Regions from separate parts of the Mus musculus genome. Here region 2 is linked to region 1. The links are chromatin loops, found by intact Hi-C in ENCODE. Cell type or tissue: left cerebral cortex. All regions are shown on one strand.

Region 1 (5,000 bases):
TGGTTTATTTGTGAATTTCAGGTAGATGGGTGTGTGCAACTGGAGAATAGATGCAGATTCATAAAGAGAGGATGCCACACCACAGTTAAGCATCGTGCAGCCGCAGCGCAGCCTGCATGCTGGATTGACTTCTCCACAGCGGCACAGCCTCTCGGTGGCTTGACTCACTTTCCTTGCGCTGAATTTGAACCCAGCACTGCAGGGTCAGGATGGCCAAGCACTTTGAAAGTTGCTCTCTCAGAATGAAGAGTTTCCTCACTATCACTTCTCCTGTTTTCCCCTTGATACTATTTAAGCGGTAAATAAAGGGAGCAACTTCTCTGAGGCTGGAGACACCGTTGTAACCTAGAGCAGCCTTGGAGTGCAATTAAAACCAATTAGGCCCACGTGCGTATAATTACAGCGACTTAATGAGCAAGCAGGGACTGAGCCTCTTCTGGGAAGCAGTCTGCCCCCCATGCGTGTGATGAGGCCTGCAGGGAAGGCGGTGGGAGGGATAGCGACAGGGAGAAAGGGGACCCTTTGAGGAAGTTAGGATGCTTTTGTTGCCTGGAAGACACGTGAAACTCTCTGCTGTGCACGGGCCAGAGAGGGCTGGAGTGGGGATGGCTGTATGACTTGATTCAAGACACTGAGGAGGAGGCCCTAGGTCAGCCGGGACCTGCTCTGGCAGTGACCCCCTGGCCTTGTCATCAAGGGTGGTTGGAAGCCCAAACTCCACACTCCCAAAACACTGACCACTGCTAGTGTTGGAGCCAGGACTCTATGTGGCCAGAACATTAGGGTAACCTACTAGTGAGTCTCAAATACTCTGGAAAGTTAAGAGAGGTGCTAGCATGCTTCTGTGTGCTGTGGCCTGGGGGAAGTCTAAGTGGACCTGGAACGTGGGTGGGGGATAAGAATGGGTAGATGCTTCTGGGCTATTCTGACTCCCAGTGGAATGCAGAAGTAGGCTGCAGAGCACCCCCTACAGCCTGCCTGCGGAGCAGCACGGGGCTCCAGTCTAATTTCCCTGTGGGCTCTCCAACCAGAGGCATTCCTAACCACTGGACAAACACATCGCAGAAGGCTCCTGTACAGTTGGAGCAGCACCCGGAAGGCTTGTGAGAACAGATTTGTAGGACCTGCATCTGACCTAGAAATCTGAAAGGACAGTGGGGGAGGGGAGACAGACACTTGCAGGTTAAATAGGCCGTAGTATTGTCCAGGCACAGTGTGCCTGAAATTTGTTACCTGGGTGCTTGTACGTCATTTGGTAATCACACTCTCTCCCCCTGGACCAGGCACTATGGTGGGCACAGGAAACTAAGGATAACTAACATTCAGGCCTTCACTTCAAGGAGCCAATATTTGCAAGAGTGAAGAGAAATGGCCTTGAACCGTGTAGTCATGTAACAATTCCTGCTCCGGGACTCGGAAGAGGTAGGTTCAAAGCGTTCTGGGAACAAGGTAGAAGACACAATAAATTCAGGGAGGCAGACGGGGTGGGGGGTGGGGCGGGGGCGGAGGAGAGGAACTCTAGAAAGTCAAGGCCAGGAGAAATATTCAAAAAGCTTTGACAGGCCTTTGTGTAGAGCAAGCGTGTGTTAGACAGAGAAAAAGACAAAAGCATTTTAAGTGGACAACCACACCAACGTGGGATGTGCTCGGGGAGACGATAGAGTTGTCCTTGAAAGAGCCACTGTTAGTTAGGTTTGTTATTACTGTCTACAGTGTCAGGGCCTGAACCAGGGACCTGTGAGCCAGGCAAGCGCTCTACTACCGAGATACAGCCTAGCGCTCTGACTCTCCTCTCAGCCCTGAGGCTTGGGCTCCTTCCTGAAAACACTCATCTCAGACAGCTGAGAGTTTGGCTGTGACTGGGAAATCCTTAGTAGCTGAGTTCTGATGCACAGCTGCCTTGTTCTGTGTGATGGAGGCGGAACTAGGACCATAAGGCTGGGCACCGGGAGTGCAGGCTCACGTGGGCTTGGGCTGAACCCCTGTCCTCAGACAAGGCGTGGTGTCCTCCTTGTCCTCACTTCTCTCCAGAGCAAAAGACATTGTTTGGATCCAAGATCTGCCAAGTAGCACCTGACACCTCCCCCAACCCCAGTCTGTCACTTGCTGGCCACAGGCATGGCTCAGCTGGGTATTTTTAGAGTGTTTTTTTTTTTCTTTTTTAAGCAGCATACACAGTATTAGGTTTCTTCTGCACTTTCAAGCAGAATGCATTGTGGTGGCTCCTCCCTCTCCTGCTCCACACCCCTGACCTCTCCTTATGCCCTTCTACCCACCTGCATGTCTGACCTCTGAAAAAACACGTTAAAGGACGGACTTCTGAAAAACGGACCAGGAGCAATTGTTCCAAGCCAGTAAACTGGAACCCCACACTTTCCCAGTGTTGGGAGAAATCACAGGCTTCAGGTGCCCATCTGGCCATCCGGAGAACAGACGGGTGTGGCTTGGGAACAACTTGTACCCTTCTGTGTGTCCACAACTGTGATGTGACTAAGTAGCTTCTAAGACTATGAAAACCTTCTCTAGTTTAAACAATTATATTGAATGTGTATGGGTGTTCTGACAGGGTGTATCTGTGAGCCTTGCACATGCAGTGCCCACGGTGGCCAGAAGAGGGCCTCAGAGACCCCGCAACTGGAGTTACACCGAATTGTGATGTACTATGTAGGTGCTGGGACTGACCTGATCCCTCTGCAAGCACAGCCAGTGGTCTTAACTGCTGAGCCATCTCTTCAGCCCAGAACCTATCATTTTATCAGATGACTTTTCAAAGTTGTTGTATTAGGGCTATAGTGATGTTTATATTGTGTTCATTAAATCTTAGTCATATGTTAAACTTTGGCAAGTGAACATTTATTTTGTACAGTGAGTGAGTGGTTCCACCATTAAACTCCTTGAAGATTAAAAACAATCTGGAGAGGCTGGTAAGATGGCTCACTGGGGTCAAGGTGCCTGACAACCTGAGTCTGAACCTGTAATCCGTATGGTGGAAAGAGAGAGTCTGCTACTACAAGTTGTCCTCTGATCTCCAAAAACATGCAGTGGCACATAGGTGTGCACATGCCACAGTGCACATGTGGAGGTGAGAGGACAACTTTTCAGAATTGGTTCTGTCCTACTATAGATTCAGGACATCAGACTTGGTGGCAGGTGCCTTTACCTGCTGAGCCTTCCCTGCCTGAGAGCACATTCTTTAGTGGCTTTCTGGAACTGCTAGTTTAGTGGCATCACAGTGGTGGTGTGAACTCAGGGTAGGGTCTACATCATGGGTATCGGTGAATAACGCTGCACCCCAGGTGGGGAAACATCTCAGCTGTATCCAGCAGCACTCCGCAGACTGTGGTGCTTTTAAAGGAACCAAGGAAGACCATGTCAAACTGCTGTTGGGATGATTTTACCAAGTTTGAAACCTAACTACTAAGAAGACACCGAATTGTGTCTGGGAAGCTTAGAGCGAGTGACACCCGCCCTCTTTAGAGTTCTGCGAGTTTCAAGGAAGCCACACAGCCACTGTCTCTGTACTGTTAGAGTTGTTGTGGCCATGTGACTAAGCAAATAAAGTAGAGTTAGGTGTCACCTTGAGGATGTGTCATAGGAAGAATGCCCATGGTCATTCCACAATGGGCATGGGACATGGGTAAGAAATAACAGGTTGGTACTACTGTTGGGTTTTCTTTAATGTGACCTGACCCAGCCCATCCTGACTGATGTGCTGAGGGCTGAGGGCTCACTGGCTAGAACATGGTAGGGAACTCCATCACCACGCTCTACAACAACCCCCCACTTTTTACTCAACACCCCAAGATCTCAAGCCACGCGCACATTTCATTTCCATACTTCCCTGCCTGCTAGCTGTCCTTGGCATCAGAAGTTCCATGACTGTGACGCAGTGGCTAGCACTATGAACGTTTCCCTACCCCGGTGCAAGCTGTTCCTCGTGCTGCATTCCAATGGCCACATCTGAAGGCCCTCATCTCTGCTCCTGGCTCTCTGCCTGGCAGCTCTTTTCTTTATTTTGCCTTAAAGCAACTTCCTTTCCCTTAATAACACAGGTCAAATGTCACCTCCCCTTTGAACTATCCCTGAACTCCCATCGCTGATAATTAACTGCTTTGTTACCAGAGCCTGTTTTGAACCTTTTGTGGAGAGCCAGTGTCTGGGTACGTCTGTCGGCTCTATCATATCCCCACACACGGAATCCCCTCCTGACTGAGGCACTTTGGGACAGAGATTTCAAGACCTGTCGGGGCTGGGAGGCATATGGGGCAAACTGTGTGAGGACAGACAGGATTCGGGGAAGCACAGGGTGTCAGTACCAGTGAGAATGCAATCCAAACTGGTTAGAGGGATCGATGCGATTGTACTTTAGCCCAAAGAAACCAAGTGGATTTTAAACTGGAACCTCCCGGTGGCTACAGATCTAGTCTGGGTAGACCCGATCTTACTGTCAACTCTGAGTCAGCTAACAGGCACACACAAAACAGGTAGGGGAGAAGGGTGGCCTTTGTGCCTCTACCCAGCTGGCTAAGGCTTCCAGGACACCACTCCTCTCAGGGCTCTTACCATCCCATAGTGGGGTCCCCCGCATCAGGCTCAGTAAGCTGCACTGCTCCCCAAATGCCCCTGGCTATGGGAATGAACAGTTTGAGGAAGTCGCTGTTCCTTCTCCTCTTCTCTTGATGCAAAAACAAACAAAAACAAACAAACAAACAAACAAACAAAAAACCCCGAAAACAAAAAGAATGGTCATACTAGTCATTTGATGGATACAGCTGTAGGACTTTTATGCAGGTACTGTAACAAATAAACTTGGGGGCTTCAAAGAGCATTTGTCCTCTATAATTATGAAGAACAGAAATCAGAGATCAATTTCTCTTGTAGAGATCAAGGGCTGTACTATGTCTAGATCAGCGATCAAACTTCCTAATACCATGACCCTTTAATACAATTCCTCGTGTTTAATGATTGGTGACCTCCAACCATTAAATTACTCTTGTTGC
Region 2 (5,000 bases), 230 kb before region 1:
TGCAGCGGATTCAGGCTCTGGGAGCCGGCTTTATGGGAGGTGTAGTGACCTTTGTATGGAGCTCAGTGGAGAACTAGGAAGCTCAAGAGAAACGGGGTTCTCCAGGGTCAGAGAATTAGAAAGACAGGGAGTCAGGGGTCACAGGGTATTTTAGTGACTATATACTCTACTTACTGGGTGAGTGCATGGTTAGTGAATGAATGAATGATTGGATTGGCTCCAACAGGTTTAAGACACCCTGTGAGTTCTCCTGAACATACACTTGTGCCAGGGACACAGGCATAACCTGCAAGGAGCTATTTCCTCTGTATCAGAGTGCATGGCTGAGTAGCCACTGATGGTCACAGAGACCAGGGACCAGGTAAATCAGGCTCCTGGGAAGCCTCACGCAGTTCCTGATGGGGCACTGGGCTTTGAAAATCCTTGTTCTAGTCAGAAAAGTGGGGTGGTTACAAATGCTCTCATAGATTCTAAGAGACTGGAACTTTTGCTAACTCACAGCTGAGTTAACATACCCTGCGGTCACTGCTATCCTACTGTGGTCCTAGCCCTGTCTTTTTAACCCACTTTAAGACAGCAACAAACAAGCAACCTCACCTACCTTGGGTTGCCCATGTGATGAATTTTTTTAAAAAACGATTTATTTATTTTATTTATATAAGTACACACTGGAGCTGTCTTCAGACACACTCGAAGAAGACATTGGATTCCATTACAGATGGTTGTGAGCCACCATGTGGTTGCTGAGATTTGAACTCAGGACCTTTGGAAGAGCAGTCAGGGCTCTTAACCACTGAGCTATCTCTAGCCCTCCTGCCCCCATGTGATTAAACCTTTACAGCCTAAGCTAAGGCATGGCTTTAATCTTATTATATGGTCTCCCATGCCGCTGGCCCATGAGTAATTCACACACACACACACACACACACACACACACACACAGAGAGAGATTTACAAGACAGCATTCAGGCAGGCACAGATTCAGGTTCATATCACAGACAGATTAGAGACAAGAGAGAGACTCTGGCTTGCTCTTGGTTAAATTACTCCAAGATTGCTTTTCTTAATTCGACACCGGCATATATTGTGATTCTGGGCTTATAACTAATGGATCTATCTAATCCAGTGTAGAAAAGAAAATTAGGTTGCTCGATACAAACTCCTGGGCTGTGCATCATCAGAGACGCTGTGTTCTGGGCTAAACATAAGGAGTCCACCAGTGACTCTGGCTTGACTTAGACCCTCAACGTGTTTGAAAGGCCTAAGCTCTAAAGCCCGATCCGTGTTGCCTGGAAACACACTTTCTGAGCCTTTAGGAGAGGCTTGTGGATGCTGGTCGGTAACATAGCTGTGGACCGGGCTCTCCAGTTCCACAGCCTTCAGTACATTTAGACATAGTTCAAATGCTTTTATAATACACGTACAATAGGGTTATTTCTTACACAACGTGGTTTTAAAATACTCTGTACAAGCCATTAAAATCAAAGTCATTTAAAATGGAATGAGTAAAAGCATCAGGGCCCTGGGCAAGAGGGATACAACTGTTCTTGTAAAACTGACCTTAGGGTCTCAGGTGTGCTTTATGTGTGGCTAGGGATGCTGGGCAAGGAGTGTTCTGTAATTCTCTAAGTGCAGGACAAACAGCAATGGAAGTCCTATGCATGATGGTGGTTTTGAGGAAGGGGGAGGTTTATAATGTTCTGTTTGAGAGGCACTCATGTGGTGAGAAACTCCTATCCCCTTCCACTCCCCAGAGAAGGATCATCTCGTCTACTTCAGACTCCAGGTTTTAAAAATTGTATTTCATGTGTATGGGTGTTTTGCCTGCGTGTATGTTTAGGTACCATATGTTTACCCGGTACCCTCAGAGGTCAGAAGAGGGTGCTATATCCTCTGGGACTGGAGTAACAGAGGATCATGATCCTCTGTGTAGGCGCTGGGAATCAAACCAGGGCCTTCTGGAATATGAGGCAGTGCTCTTCCCTGCTAAACCATCTCTCTCCAGCCACTCAATTTCACTTACGGCCTGAAGACATCCTTACTCTCTGATTTTGCCCATTAACAGATGTTTCAGGTGAGGGCCCTGGAGACTGACGCATTGAAATCATTATCTTAATTTTGTTACTTATTTAGCACGGGCCTCAGTATGTGCCTGGGGATTCTTACATGACAGACTGACAAATGAACACATTCTCCAGCAAGCACACTGGTGAACATCCCTTCTCTCTTGACTCTCTCCTGCTCCTGAGTTTGTCCTGGCAATTTCCCACTAGAGGGCTCTCCGGCACCTGCCACCATAAGGCACCTGCCAATCTCTCTGTGAGGCAGGCCAGGCAAGAATTGCTAACTTCTGGGGGAAAAAAAAAAGCCATATATATATTTAGACTTAGTGGGTTTCTGACAAAAGGACACATTCATTCATATGTTGATGATTATACTACACACAGACAGTCATTTCTACTCAAGCTACAATATTTGTCAATCTTCCAACTATAGTGGTTTAAAAAAAAAAGACAACCCTAAGAATCCTTGTTACCATGGAGACAGGATAATGAAGCAGGAAGAAAGAGTTCCTAAATATCCACTGAGTATTTTTCCTCTGTGCCAATCCTCACCATTGGCAACTTCACTAAAATCATAAGCACAGGAAAGGAAGCAACCCTGGGCACTTTCCCTGTGGAAAACAAGCTTGCAAATTGTCTGAAACACCCATCATGACATCCCTGCGAAGACCACTCTTGTTTCTTCCCGATAACAATGTGACTGAGAACAAAGATCTGTCTGCTTCCACCCAAAGCCCTGGTTCACACAGTTTGCTACTGTACGACTCAAAAGAAGTCATCCAGGAGCTGGAAAGAATATGAAATCCCACAGAGGACAGGCACATGAGCCTTTCTCTTTGGATAAAGAAGCTGAAAGCCAGAGGTAAGCCAATAAGCAGATTAGAAATACCAAAATCAAATGACAGCAACACAGAGCCAAGGGTAGCAGTAGAGGTGGAGAGGTGGCTGCTCTGACTTGGATACATTATAAAAGCCATTTGTGTCCCTTTGCTGCTCCAGTAAATGAAGCAGCGGAGCTGCGGTTGTTATCTGGGCAGGGAGTGACAGTCTAGATCAGAACTTTGATGTGTCCTCCACCACACCTCTTTGCTTCCCTCTGCCACCTGGCCTCTGTTGTAACACTGTCTTCTGTGAGAAAGGCTGACACCAATGTCGCTGGTTCCCTCTCCTCTCATCTGAAAAGCTGCTTCTTTAAGAATACGTATTTATGTCTTTTTAATTTTATGTGCAGACCAAATGTGTGCCTAGTGCCTGAGGAGGCCAGAAGAGCCTCCTGGAACTGGAGCTACAGAGGGCTGTGAGTGGTTGAAGATCCTGGAAACCGAGTCCAGATCCTCTGGAGGTGTAGACAGTGCCCGGGGAGGGGCTTCTTTCTTCGGTGGACGGAGGTTTGCTGAGGGGACAACAGAGACCAAAAAGCAGAGAGCCAGTACCACATATTCCTCCCAAGGCTCAGCAAATGTCTCACAGAGAATGGGAAGGTTCTAAGGGCCAGAGCTCCCAGGGGCCGCTGTCAAACTGTCTTCCAGATGTGAGAGCCGCTGTACTCATAAGCTCTCTACAGTTGTGGATGCTACACAAGACTTTGTCAAGATCAATCTGGTCAATATCCTGGCATGCATGGCGCACGTGTGTGTGTGTGTGTGTGTGTGTGTGTGTGTTTGTGTGTGTTCACTAGTTGAGAAGCTACAGGTAGTTCATGACTACCAGAAGAAAGAAGTCAGATTTCTCAGAAGTAGGGGGTAGGTCCCAACCTATAAAGGCTAGTCCTACACTCATTTACATTTGGGTTACACTAATTAAACTCAATAGGTAATCTAATCTATCTATCTATCTATCTATCTATCTATCTATCTATCTATCTATCTATCTACCTACCTATCATCTATCATCTACAGAGTGTGGAAGGACATAAAAATGAAGGAAAGATGGGATAGAGCAAGCTAGAGAAAAGCTGAAGGTGGGGAGTGAGGGATGAATTTGATCAAAATAAAATGTATTCAAATATGAACGAGGAAAAGGGCCAGTGGTTGTCCCAAACCAAGCCAGGTACTTCTCTCAAAGGTGATCTAAACCCGTCCCTGTATTTGTTGGCGTTTGAAGCTAGCATATAAAGTAACAGGTTTAATTCTGACATGTCCATACACATTTTGTCCTTATTCACCTGGTCTCCTATTGCTCCTCCCTGTCCTCCTGCCTCTTGCTGGTCCCCCACACCCCAGAGCCTCCTTTCTGCTTTCTGGTCACAGGCGTTTCACTTGCTTCTTTCTTTTTTTCCTCTACCCCCCCCCCCCCCGTCCCTGAAAGTTTCTTCCTCCTTCTGATGAAGTCCTTTGTAGTTTCTTGACCCACCCTCACTTGCATATGCATCCTGAAATCTAGGTCCTGCATCTGAAAGAAATCATGCAGTATTGGTATTTCTGCATCTGCCCCCTACCCCCACTGAAATCTAGGTCCTGCATCTGAAAGAAATCATGCAATATTGGTATTTCTGCATCTGCCCCCTAGCTCCCTTCCCCCAACGACTCCAGTTCCATTCACCTTTCTGCAGATGTCAGATTTATGCTTTTCTCTTTATGGCTGTTGCACTGAAAAGGGGTGCACAGGTTCCCTGGCACACGGGGCCTGCACATTATCTCAGCCCTAGGCTACCCCAGCAGCCTCAGACTCGTGGGCAGACAGGTCTCAGCAGCTTATAACTGTCTTTGGCAGTTTATTGCCAAGCCTGGATCACAAGGACAGCTAGAATAGCCTCCCACCTGCTGCTGTGCTTTTTGCGCGGAAGAACACAGGGAACTCTGAATCCAGGAGAGAGACGGAAATATCCTGTGAAGGAGGGGTGGCCTACCCACTCTCCCCCATCAGGCCCGACACGATGTTCTCTGCACTCCAAATGGTACCTAAGTCATGCTGTTCAAGAACGAGGCGTTTTTGCCA

Evidence for each region. A loop is a pair of places that touch in the nucleus more often than their neighbours do. Peaks named below come from ENCODE experiments on the same cell type or tissue, not always from the same donor. Only the 100,000 strongest peaks of a DNase experiment are listed, where the experiment ranks them.
Region 2: a loop joins it to region 1, with 3 times the contacts of the local background. A loop is called at or near these places in 1 of 42 quality-filtered maps.

The regions. Positions count from the first base shown.
Region 1 is chr6:54,250,988-54,255,987 of GRCm38, reverse strand. All of the region lies in intron 6 of Chn2 (chimerin 2), which reads right to left. It overlaps Gm15527 (a long non-coding RNA gene), which reads left to right and starts at 994. Exons shown (of 3, transcript XR_003956307.1): 1 at 994-1,422. In left cerebral cortex, CTCF peaks have their summits at 976 and 2,598 (motif pointing right); DNase peaks (open chromatin) are centred at 1,016, 1,940 and 2,511; H3K27ac peaks cover 558 bases.
Region 2 is chr6:54,476,419-54,481,418 of GRCm38, reverse strand. The region is part of intron 2 of Wipf3 (WAS/WASL interacting protein family, member 3); the gene reads right to left. It also overlaps a transcript of Scrn1 not described here. Among named protein-coding and RNA genes, the nearest start is that of Gm44026, 12 kb to the right of the region's middle. In left cerebral cortex, a CTCF peak has its summit at 2,294 (motif pointing right); DNase peaks (open chromatin) are centred at 2,286, 2,563 and 4,944; H3K27ac peaks cover 19 bases.